Linked DNA regions of Homo sapiens: all the other regions are linked to region 1. Evidence: chromatin contacts called from ENCODE Hi-C or POLR2A ChIA-PET data. All regions are on one chromosome and are shown on one strand. The core of a region is the stretch at or near the end of the contact, and the rest is flanking DNA. Distances in the headings are between cores, read along the strand shown.

Region 1 (2,908 bases), core at 113-2,612:
GAAAATTTATTTAAGTCCATCCAATGATTTTTCAAAAAATAATTAAAATATCTGTATCAAAAATATACAGATATCTAAAATATCTTTATCTAAAACGTATCTCTGTATCTAAAATGTACACTAAAAAAAAAAAAAAAATAGCCCGGCTCGGTGGCTATTTTTAAGTGCTGTAATCCTAGCACTTTGGGAGGCTGAGGCGGGTGGATCATCTGAGCTCAGGAGTTCGAGACCACCTGGCCAATATAGTGAAATCCCGTCTTTACTAAAAATACAAAAAAAATTAGCTGGGTGTGGTGGCAGGCACCTGTAATCCCAGCTACTAAGGAGGCTGAGGCAAGAAAATCGCTTGAATCCGGGAGACGGAGGTTGCAGGGAGCCGAGATAGCACCATTGCACTCCAGCCTGGGCAGCAAAAGCGAAAGTCCATCTCAAAAAAAAAAAAAAAAAGAAAAAAAAGAAAAAATAGTTGATAACGTGAATTGCGGAGAAGAAGGTGGCATTTGGGAATGTCAGAAATAAAGGAAAATCTAGTTTAGTTTTTTTTTTTTTTTTTTTCCAGAGGGAGTTTCACTCTGTGGCCCAGGCTGGAGTGCAATGGCGCGATCTCGGCTCACTGCATCCTCCGCCTCCTGGGTTCAAGCGATTTTCCTGTCTCAGCCTCCCTAGTAGCTGCGATTACAGGCGCGCGCCACCACGCCCAGCTAATTTTTGTATTTTTAGTATAGACGGGGTTCACCATATTAGCCAGGCTGCTCTCGAACTCCTCACCTCGTCATCCACCCACCTCGACCTCCCAAAGTGCTGGGATTAAAGGCGTGACCCACCGCGCCCGGCCGACTCTCCTGTTTCTAATAGACCAAAAGAGGGACTAGAAATGCCACGGACCAAAGCTCTTCCTATTCATGAAACTGCATCACGAGTCAGGATTCTCTCCTGACGACCCTCCTGTGGCCCCTGCACAATTTGGGAGAGACGCCGCGTTGCGGCTGCAGAGCTGCCCACAGAGGGCTGCAGGCCGGGACACAGTCACTGCGCAGAGAAGAGACAGGACGCCCGGGGCTGCCTCCCAGAGCAGCCGCCATCTTATGGCTGAAGGGGATTGAGGCCGAGCTGGGCAAGAACTCCGGCACGCGCAGATTGTGGAGCTGACTGCGGGAAGGCCTGAGTCACGCCACAGCCCCTTCCCCCTCTCGGGATGTCGGACCGGCACTCTCACCATTTCTAGGCTTCCGGGGGGTCCTGGCGTCTTAGCTGTGGATCCCCCAATACCCGCAGGTCACAGAGCCACAGAGGCTGGACCTCTAGCAGCAGAGGACACAGAAGAACGAAGACGAGACGCAGAGCTCCAACTGCAGCCAGAGACAAAGGCCCCGCCACATCCCGGAAGCCGCCCTGTCCTCTCCTGCCCCGTGCCTGATTGGACGGTTTCCAGCCCAGCGTCCCTGATTGGATAACTTCTAAGGTCCTGCCCCCGCAAACCCTGAATGAAAGATGTGATCAGACGCTGGGCTGAAAGAAGAAAGAATGACAGCCTAGGCTGCCGCCTTTTCAGGCAGGGCTTCCTCCCTGAGCAGAGCAGGCCCAACCCAGAGGGTATTTGCCTTTAACCTTGTGTATAAGGTCATCTTCACTTATAAGTAATATACTATATGGATACTAAAAAATGAAAACAATTGTTTTTGAATTTCAGCTTTTATGACCTTCCTGGCTTCTGGCCCTTTGAGTAGGAAGTATTACAAACATTGAATATTTTATTATTTATCCTCTGTGGGGTTTTTCTTATTCTTGAGAGGGAGTCTCTGTTACCCAGGCTGGAGTGCAGGGTCATGACTGCAGCTCACTGCAGCCTCAGCAATCTAGGCTTGAGCAATTTACCTGTCTCAGCCTTCTGAGTAGCTGGGACCACTGGCATGTGGCCCCATGCTCAGCTAATTTGTTATCATATTTTTATTTGTAGAGATGAAGCCTCACTAGATAGCCCAGAATGGTCTCAAACTCTTGGGCTCAATGAATCCTACAAAGTCAGCCTCCCAAAGTACTGGGATTATAGGCATGAACCATCACATTCAGACTGAATTATTTTATCAAAAAATTTTTTTAAAGCATTGAGGTCCATTAATAGAATTCAAGGAAATGTTATGCACATGTTTTAAAAGCAAATTAAAAAGCATATACAAAAAGAGAACATTTTTTAAAAAACTAAATATAGGTAATGTTACCAGAAAAAGTTTAGATCTCCTGACTTTAAGTTGCAGTATGCTAATGGAATATTCTTAGTGGATAGTATTCCATTTTCATAAGAAATTCAAAACAAGATAATTTCCAGGTTTTAGAAACTGATGTAAAACATAAAAATATAGAAAATCTCTAATGTGTTCCCATGATATAGTATTACTTGAAATATAAACTGGGCAAACTCAGCAAAAGACAATTTAATCTCAAATTTCAAAATAGGTACAGAAGTTCTAATGGAATAATAAATGGAATCCAGGATTTTATTCATAAAAAGGCTAAAAAGTGACCATTCTCTGTGATTTTGAAAGTAGGAATTTGTGTAAACAGATGTGTATTTGCATCTACATTTGCCTACACTTACTTTTTTTTTTTTTTTTTTTTTTTTTTTGAGACGGAGTCTTGCTCTGTCGACCAGGCTGGAGTGCAGTGGCACAATCTCGGCTCACTGCAACCTCCGCCTCCCAGGTTCAAGCGATTCTCCTGACTCAGCCTACCAAGTAGCTGGGGATACAGGTGCATGACCCCATGCCCAGCTAATTTTTTTATGATATATTCATTTATTCAGATTACTCGATAATTAAAAATTATATTTTCTATGAATACCAGCTAATTTTTTGTATTTTTAGTAGAGACAGGGTTTCACCCTGTTAGCCAGGATGTCTCCTGACCTGGT
Region 2 (2,908 bases), core at 175-2,674, 1.4 Mb after region 1:
TGCAGGACTCCGTCTCAAAAAAACAAAACAAACAAACAAACAAAAAAAACTAAGAAGAAGAAAAGAGGAGAGAAACAAACAAACAAAGACAGGAAGACAGAAAGAATATAACTGTACCTAACCAATTATTGAATTTGGGATTTTTGCATCATGCACCTTATCAAAGTCCTTCAAGCCCCTCTTATAAACCAAAAACTACAACCCATAGGGGTGCTCTAAAATTTTTGAACCACTCTTTGATTAAATTATTTAATATTTTTGCAGAGACTGCCTTTTTTTTTTTTTTTTCTAGACAGAGTCTTCTTACTCTGTCGCCCAGGCTGGAGTGCAGTGGCGCGATCTTGGCTCACTGCAACCTCCTCCCAGGTTCAAGCGATTGTCCCGCCTCAGCCTCCCGAGTGGCTGGGATTACAAGCATGCGCCACTATGCCCGGCTTTTTTTTTTTGAGACAGAGTCAAGCTCTGTCACCCAAGCTGGACAGCAAATGGCGTCAGCTCGCCTCACTGCAACCTCCGCCTCCCGGGTTCAAGCGATTTTTCTGCGTCAGCCTCCTGAGTAGCTGGGATTACAGGACCGCGCCACCACGCCCGGCTAATTTTTTGTATTTCTAGTAGAAACGGGGGTTTCACCATGTTGGTCAGGCTGGTCTCGAACTCCTGACCTCGTAATCCGCCCACCTCGGCCTCCCAAAGTGCTAGCATTATAGGCGCAGGCCACTGTGCCAGACTAATTTTTATATTTTTAGTAGAGATGGGGTTTCGCCATGTTGGCCAGGCTGGTCTCGAACTCCTGGCCTCGGGTGATCCGCCCGCCTCGGCCTCTCGAAGTGCTGGGATTACAGGCGTGAACCAAAGCGCCCGGCCTGCCATAAATTTTTAATAGGGGGAAAGATGAACTGGAAACGCAGCGGACTAAAGCCCTTCCCATTCATGAACCCGCTCCCCGAGTCAGGATTCTCCCCTGACTACCCTCCCTTGGTCCCTGCACAATCTGGGAGAGACGCTGCGCTGCGGGAGCAGAGCTGCCCAGAGAGGGCTCCAGGTCAGGGCACAGTCACTGGGCGGGGAAGAGACAAGACGCCCGGGGGCCGGCTGTCAGCGAAGCCGCCATCTTATGGCTGAAGGGGACTGAGGCCCAGCTGGGCAAGGAGAACTCAGGGCGCAGTTTGTGGAGATGACTGCGGGGAGGCCCGAGTCCGCCACAGCCACTTCCCACAGGTTTCAACCAGCCCCTCCCTCTCTCTCCGGATGTCGGAGCCGCCACTCTCACCATTTCTAGGCTTCCAGGGGAGGCCCTGGCGTCTTAGCTGTGGATCTCCCAATGCTTGCAGGTCAGAGGGCCACAGAGGCTGGGCCTCTAAGAGCAGGGGACACAAAGCAGGGAAGACGAGACCAAGCGCTCCAGCTGCAGCGAGAGACAAAGGCCCCGCCAAATCCCGGAAGCCGCCCTGTCCGCTCCAGTTGCGTGCCTGATTGGACGGTCCCCAGCTCAGGGTCCCTGATTGGAAAACGTCTAAGGCCCAGCCCCTTCAGGCCTTAAGTGACAGAAGACCTGACCAAACGCTGGACTGAATGAAGAAAGAGTGACAGCCTAAGCTGCAGCGTTTTCAGGCAGGGCTTCCTCCCTGAGCTTAGCCCACCCCGGAGGGTATTTGCATTTGACCTCGTGTATGAGGTTTCATGTATTTATAAATAACATACTATACGGCTATTCACAAATGAAAAATATATAATAACAATAATTTTAAAATTTCAGTTTTTATGATCTTCCTGGCTTCTGGCATTTGAGCAAGCAGCCTGAGACTTTTTTAAAAAGGCAATCCTCTGAAATAAAATATAAGCCACATGTGAATTTTGAATTTTCTAGTAGCCAACTTTAAAAAGAAACAAGAAAAAGGTGGAGTTGATTGTAACAATTTAACTTACCCAATATATCCAAAATATTATCAGTTTAATATGTGAGCAATAATTATATATGTATATACATGTATATGTATGTATATATGTATATATGTGTGTATATATGTATATATGTATGTGTGTATATATGTATATATATGTGTGTGTGTATATATATATACATATATATATATATATATATATATATATATATATATATCACTAAATCTTTGAAACTCACTCTGTATTTTACCATTCCAGCACATCGCAGTTTAGACCAGCGACATTCCAGGCACCCAGGAGCCACACGTGGCCAATAGCTGCCATATTGAAGTGCAGCTGCGATGTCAGCTGAGTGAAGGGCCTGGACATCAGAGGTGGGGGAAAGCCTCTTCCTACCAACATCTCTTCAGTTCCCAGGGTGGAACAGATAGTGGCCATAAAAGAGCAGAAGGCAGCAAGAATAAAATAACCACACATAGACCACTGCTGGCCACCTGTTGACCACCTTCCTTCCAGATTAAACAGTGAACAACAAGTGATGGGGTGACAGGAGAAGTAAACTCTATGTCTTCATATCTGTCCAGTCTTTTTTGAGACAGACTTTCACTCTTATTGCCCAGGCTGGAGTGCAGTGAAGTGCAATGGCAGGATCGCGGCTCACCACAACCTCCACCTCCCAGGTCCAAGCAATTCTCCTACCTCAGCCTCCCAAGTAGCTGGGATTACAGGCACGTGCCACCACACCCAGCTAATCTTTTGTATTTTTATTAGAGACAGGGTTTCTCCATGTTGGTCAGGCTGGTCTTGAACTCCCGACTTCCGGTGATCTGCCGGCTCCCACCTCCCAAAGTGCTGGAATTACAGACGTGACCCACCACGCCCGGCCTTTTTTTTTTTTTTTTGAGACAGACTTGCTCTGTCACCCAGGCTGGAGTGCAGTGGCACGATCTTGGCTCACTGCAACTTCCACCTCTTGGGTTCAAGCAATTCCCTGCCTCAGTCTCCT
Region 3 (2,908 bases), core at 305-2,804, 1.2 Mb before region 1:
CCAGCACTTTGGGAGGCCGAAGCGGGTCTGAGGCAGAGAGTTCAAGACCAGCCTGACAAACATGGAGAAAACCCGTCTCTACTAAACACCAAAATTAGCCGGGCGTGATGGTGCATGCCTGTAATCCCAGCTACTGGTGGGGCTGAGGTAGGAGAATCGCTTGAACCCAGTAAGCCGAGATCACGCCATTACATTCCAGCCTGGGCACCACAAGCGACACTGTGTCTAAAAAAAAAAAAAAAAAAAAAAAAATACCCTGTTGCAGGCTTAATATTAGCCTTAGCTTGGAGTCACTAGGTTCAAGCTTTAATGTCCACATCAGTTATTCACTTGGTTTTTGAAACTAAGTGTTAGAAACTCCAGTGAAATTACTCACAATGTTTACATAAAGGAATTTTTAAGATGCTTACTTTTTTTTTCTTTTTTTTGAGCCGGAGTCTCGCTTTGTCACGCAGGCTGGAGCGCGATGATTGGATCTCAGCTCACTGCAACTTCCGCCTCCCGGGTTCAAGCAATTCTCGTGCCTCAGCCTCCCAAGTGGCTGGTACTACAGGCACGTGCCAACACGCCGATAGTTTTCGTATTTTTAGTAGAGACGGGTTTCACCACGTTGGCCAGGCTGGTCTAGAACTCCTGACCACGTGATCCACCTGCCTCGGCCTCCGAAGTGCTGGGATTACAGGCTTGAGCCACCGCGCCCAGCAAGAAAGGGGTTTTGAACCCTAATGCAGTTCCTGTTTTTGTTTCCATCCCCTATTGGCTGGGATCAGACCGCACAATCTAAGCTGATCCTGGTAAGCTTAGACCCAAACTTTTTCCAAATAAAGTAAATGCGCGATTTGCGAGAAAAGGAAAAGGGGGTAGAAGAAGAGGTAGGGTTGATTTACAACTTTTACAACTTATGACCAGAAAGTTGAGTCATTTAAAAGGAACTTAGTTGTCCTAACACCTCTTTACCTCAAGTGATCCGCCCGCCTCGGCCTCCCAAAACGTTGGGATTACAGGCGTGAGCCACAGCGTCCGGCCCCATACATTTTTAATAGGAGAAAAGAGAAACTGTAAACCCAAAGGAACAAAGCTCTTCCCATTCATGAACCCGCACCCCGAGTCAGGATTCTCCCCTGCCCACCCTCCCCTGGTCCCTGCACAATCTGGGAGAGACGCCACGCTGCGGGTGCAGAGCTGCCCAGAGAGGGCTCCAGGCCAGGGTAGTCACCGCGCAGTGAAGAGACAAGACGCCCGGGTGCCGGCTGTCAGCGCAGCTGCCATTTTATGGCTGAACAGGACTGAGGCCGAGCTGAGCAAGGAGAACTGGGGGAGCAGACTGTGGAGCTGACTGCGGGGAGGCCTGAGTCCCGCCACAGCCACTTTTCACCGGTTCCAACCAGTCCCTCTCCTCTCTCGGGATGTCGGACCCTCACTCTCACCATTTTTGGCTTCCAGGAGGTCCCGGTGTCTTAGCTGTGGATCTCCCAATACCTGCAGGACACGGGGCCACACAGCCTGGGCCTTTAGGAGAAGAACCAGACCTGGAGCTCTGACTGCAGCGAGAGACAAAGGCCGCACCAAACCCGGAAACCGTCCTCTTCGCTCCAGCTGCGTTCCTGATTGGATGGTTTCCAGCCCACCATCCCTGATTGGATAATGCTTAAGGCCCCGCCCCCTGAGGCCCTGAGTGACAGTAGATGTGATCAGACGCTGAGCTGAGTGAAGAAAGAGTGACAGCCTAAGCTGCAGCCTTTTCAGGCAGGGCTTCCTTCCTGAGCTGAGCCAGGCCCACCCCAGAGCATGGGAGAATTCTATCTTTTCTTTACTCTCTCTCTTTTTGAATGTATTCAAAAGGTGAACAGAAGTATTTTGCTCTCATATTAATAATACATAAAATTTTTGTTCAAGAGAAAATCAACTTTTACTTTGGCAATAATGTATTATCAATACTAAAGGTAATTTTGATAAAACCTTATAAAAAATCAAATTTGTCATTTTTGACCTCTCGAGATTTACATACATATTTTGTAATCTAATGTAATTTTTTAACTTTTTATATTTTATTTTTATCTACATTCTTTTTATTTTTTCAATTTGAAACAACCTTTAAGTAATTTCAAACTGTTACAAGAGACAAAGAAATCATTTAGGGCCAGTCCGCTGGTGCACGCTTGTAATCCAAGCACTTTGGGAGGCCAAAGTGGGTGGATCACTTCAGGTCAGGAGTTCAAGACCAGCCTGGCCAACATGTTGAATCTCATCTCTAGTAAAAACACAAAAAATTAGCCAGGTGTGGTGGTACACACCTGTAGTCCCAGGTGCTACGGCGGCTGAAGCAGGGGAATCGCTTGAACCCAGGAGGCGGAGGTTGTGTAACGGCCTAAGGGCTTCATCTTGCCTAGACAGAGATGATTCATCAAGACAGGGGAATTTGTGGAGGAAAAGTTAAATATTAAATTTGAACTCAGTTGAACATGGACACAAACAATGGTCACCAAGTCCTGGAACAGGTTATGTGAGCCCCTTGAGGCATTCACCTGCCGACCTTCCCCTGGTCCCTGCACAATCTGGGAGAGACGCCATGCTGCAGGTGCAGAGCTGCCCAAAGTGGGCTCCAGGCCAGGGCACAGTCACAGCGCAGTGAAGAGGCAGGACTTCTGGGGGCCTGGCTGTCAGCGCAGCTGCCATCTTCTGGCTGAATGGGACTGAGGCCAAGCTGGGCAAAGAGAACTGGGCACAGATTGTTTTGGAGAAATCTCTATTTTAATCTATTCCTATACGTTAGTTATTGAAAAACAATAGCCAATCGCAAAAAAAACAAGTTGACTTTTTTGTGTTCCTTGAGCCCAGTTGCAAAGAGCCCAGTTGCAACTGGGCCTCATGCCAAACAACTTGTTACAAAAAGAGCTAGGATCCCAGA
Region 4 (2,908 bases), core at 195-2,694, 1.1 Mb before region 1:
ATACAATAACTTTAATGGTAAACAAGCTTTAACCCACATCAATATCAATGCAGACAGAATAAACTAATGATATAATAAGCAAATGATATAATAAGCAAATAAATATAATACACAGATTGATATAATAAGCAAATTGCAGTAAGAAGAGGAGATGGGAAAAGATATATATATATATTTACCCTCACTAGACTATGGAGGATTACCAACTGAGTAGGAAGAAACAGCCCAGGCTCCAGAGTCGGCCACCCATTCATGCACAGACAAGGAGTCTCATGAAGCTTCAGGGTGGTCTGGGACCCTAGCTCTTTTGTAACGAGTTGTTTGGCATAAGGCCCAGTGAGGAGGGCCATTTGGGACTTGCCTCACGGAACACAAAAGGGTCAAGTTGTTTTTGTGATTGTCTATTGTTTTTCAACAACTAATGTATAGTAATAGAATGAAATAGACATTTCTTTGATACAGCTCTGGATGAACACCTCAGGGGCTCACAACCAGGACCTGTTCTGGGACTTGGTGACCATTGTGTCCACGTTCAATTGAGTTCAAATTTAACATTTAACTTTTCCTCCATAAATTCTCCTGTCTTCATGAATTGGCTCTGTCTAGGCAAAGGGCAAAATGAACCCCTTGGGCTGTTACATAACCTCCACCTCCTGGGTTCAAGTGATTCTCCTGCCTCAGCCTCCGGAGTAGCTGGGACCACAGATGTGCACCACCATACCCAGCTAATTTTTTACATTGTGAGTAGAGATGGGGTTTCACCATGTTGGCCAGGCTAGTCTTGAACTCCTGACCTCAAGTGATCCACCCACCTTGGCCTCCCAAAGTGTTGGGATTACTGGCATGAGCTACCTGTGCCTGACCCTAAATTATTTCTATCTCTTATAGCAGTTTGAAATTACTTAAAGGTTGTTTCAAGTTGAAAAAATAAGAAGAATGTGGATAAAAATAAAATATAAATAGATAAAAAAATTACAGGGATTACAAAATATATATGTAAATCTGGAGTGGTCAAAAATGACAAATTTGATTTATTTATAAGGTTTTATTAAAATTAGCTTTAATCGTTAATACACTATTACCAAAGTAAAAGCTGATTTTCTCTTGAACAAAAATTTTATGTATTATTAATATGACAGCAAAATACTTCTGTTCACCTTTGAATACATTCAACAAGACAGAGAGTAAAAAAGAGATAAAATGTTCCCATGCTCTGGCATGGACCAGGCTCAGCTCTGGGAGGAAGCCCTGCCTGAAAAGGCTGCAGCTTAGGCTGTCACTCTTTTCTTCACTCCGCCCAGCAGCTGATCACATCTTCTGTCACTCAGTGTCTGAGGGGGCGGGACCTTAAGCATTAGCCAATCAGAGGCGCTGGGCTGGAAACCGTCCAATCAGGCACGCAGCTGGAATGAACAGGACGGCTTCCGGATTTGGCGGGGTCTTTGTCTCTCCCTGCAGCTGGAGCTCCAGGTCGTCTGTTCACTGCTCTCTGTCTTCTTCTCCTAGAGGCCCAGCCTCTGTGGCCCTGTGTCCTGCAGGTATTGGGAGATCCACAGCTAAGACGCCAGGACCCCCTGGAAGCCTAGAAATGGTGAGAGTGCCGGTCCAGCATCCCGAGAGAGGTGAAGTGTCTGTGGCGGGACTCAGGCCTCCCCTCAGTCAGCTCCACAATCTGCACCCCGAATTCTCCTTACCCAGCTCTGCCTCAGTCCCATTCAGCCATAAGATGGCGGCTACGCTGACAGCCTGGCCCCCGGGCGTCCTGTCGCTTCCCCGCGCAGTGACTGTGCCCCTGGCCTGGAGCGCTCTGTGGGCAGCTCTGCACCCGCAGTGCCGTGTCTCTCCCAGATTGTGCAGGGACCACCGGAGGGTCTTCAGGGGAGAATGCTGACTCGCGGTGCGGGTTCATGAATGGGAAGAGCTTTGGTCTGTGGGGTTCACAGTTTCTCTTTTCTGCTATTAAAATTGTATGGGGCCGGGCGCGGTCGTTCAAGCCTGTAATCCCCGCACGTTGGGAGGCCGAGGCGGGCGGATCACTTGAGGTCAGGAGTTGAAGACCAGACTGACCAAAATGGGGAAACCCCTTGTCTACTAAAAATACAAAAATTAGGTGGATATGTTGGCGAATGTCTGTAGTCCCAGCTTCTCGGGAGGCAGAAGTGAGAGAATCGCTTGAACCCGGGAGGCGGAGGTTGCAGTGAGCTGAAATCCTGCCACTGCACTCCAGCCTGGGCGACAGAGCAAGACTCTTGTCTAAAAAAAAAAAAAAAAAAAAAAAATTATGGGAGTCACTGCAAAAATATCAAACAATTTAATCAAAGAGTGATTCAAGAATTGTAGAGCACCCAGCTATAGTTTGTAGTTTGTGGTCCATGGGAGAGGCTTGAAGAAAAGACATTTATAAAATGCATGATGAGGAAAACCAAATTCAATAATTTGTTAGGTTTAGTAATGTAGTTTCTTAATTTGTACAATCAAGGTGGAAATTTCCTGGTTATGTAATTAGAGCTTAATTGGCAGTTTATAGTTGCTGAAGCCTGAATTTTGTTTCCCCTAATGTAGTAATTTGCCAAAAAATGCACTTGAGCTTAGATTTTTTTTTTTTTTTTTTTTTAGAAATAGAAATCCGGGGACTAGAGCCTCTTCAGTCTAATTGCCTGCCACTTAATTATTTTCACATCCCACAGGGGACTGACTTTCCCTGGCATTTTTCACATGTGTCCCAAGCAGGGCCTCAAGTGTCCCCCATGTTCCTCAATTAATTATTATTATTATTATTATTTTTTGAGACGGAGTCTTGCTCTGTCGCCAGGCTAGAGTGCAGTGTCAGATCTTGGCTCACTGCAACCTCCACCTCATGGGTTCAAGCGATTCTCCTGCTTCAGCCTCTCCAGTAGTTGGGACTACA

What was found. A loop is a pair of places that touch in the nucleus more often than their neighbours do. ChIA-PET counts read pairs that join two places held with the same protein, here RNA polymerase II (POLR2A). Pooled maps may share reads with other maps.
Region 2: a map of naive thymus-derived CD4-positive, alpha-beta T cell shows a loop between it and region 1 (14-fold over the local background). The contact joins the promoter of ZNF724 here to the promoter of ZNF43 in region 1. A Hi-C loop is called at or near these places in 1 of 168 maps with a recorded cell type or tissue (naive thymus-derived CD4-positive, alpha-beta T cell), 1 of 37 single-sample maps with no recorded cell type and 14 of 50 pooled maps. POLR2A ChIA-PET finds 5 or more read pairs at or near these places in 5 of 52 experiments (CD4-positive, alpha-beta T cell, activated B cell, activated CD4-positive, alpha-beta T cell and 2 more).
Region 3: a map of CD4-positive, alpha-beta T cell shows a loop between it and region 1 (4-fold over the local background). The contact joins the promoter of ZNF626 here to the promoter of ZNF43 in region 1. A Hi-C loop is called at or near these places in 2 of 168 maps with a recorded cell type or tissue (CD4-positive, alpha-beta T cell and naive thymus-derived CD4-positive, alpha-beta T cell) and 9 of 50 pooled maps. POLR2A ChIA-PET finds 5 or more read pairs at or near these places in 5 of 52 experiments (CD4-positive, alpha-beta T cell, WTC11, activated B cell and 2 more).
Region 4: a loop to region 1 is called in a map of CD4-positive, alpha-beta T cell, with 4 times the contacts of the local background. The contact joins the promoter of ZNF66 here to the promoter of ZNF43 in region 1. A Hi-C loop is called at or near these places in 3 of 168 maps with a recorded cell type or tissue (CD4-positive, alpha-beta T cell and naive thymus-derived CD4-positive, alpha-beta T cell), 4 of 37 single-sample maps with no recorded cell type and 10 of 50 pooled maps. POLR2A ChIA-PET finds 5 or more read pairs at or near these places in 7 of 52 experiments (CD4-positive, alpha-beta T cell, CD8-positive, alpha-beta T cell, activated B cell and 4 more).

The regions. Positions count from the first base shown.
Region 1 is chr19:21,834,820-21,837,727 of GRCh38, forward strand. ZNF43 (zinc finger protein 43) reads right to left here and starts at 1,363. Exons shown (of 4, transcript NM_003423.4): 1 at 1,217-1,363. The coding sequence starts at 1,219. RefSeq lists enhancers at 454-1,427, 957-1,046, 1,087-1,136, 1,157-1,316, 1,428-2,400.
Region 2 is chr19:23,248,970-23,251,877 of GRCh38, forward strand. It overlaps ZNF724 (zinc finger protein 724), which reads right to left and starts at 1,425. Exons shown (of 4, transcript NM_001355404.2): 1 at 1,271-1,425. The coding sequence starts at 1,273. RefSeq lists an enhancer at 1,046-1,335 and a silencer at 1,466-1,525.
Region 3 is chr19:20,660,017-20,662,924 of GRCh38, forward strand. It overlaps ZNF626 (zinc finger protein 626), which reads right to left and starts at 1,555. Exons shown (of 4, transcript NM_001076675.3): 1 at 1,428-1,555. The coding sequence starts at 1,430. RefSeq lists a silencer at 1,680-1,749.
Region 4 is chr19:20,774,860-20,777,767 of GRCh38, forward strand. It overlaps ZNF66 (zinc finger protein 66), which reads left to right and starts at 1,445. Exons shown (of 4, transcript NM_001355197.2): 1 at 1,445-1,591. The coding sequence starts at 1,589.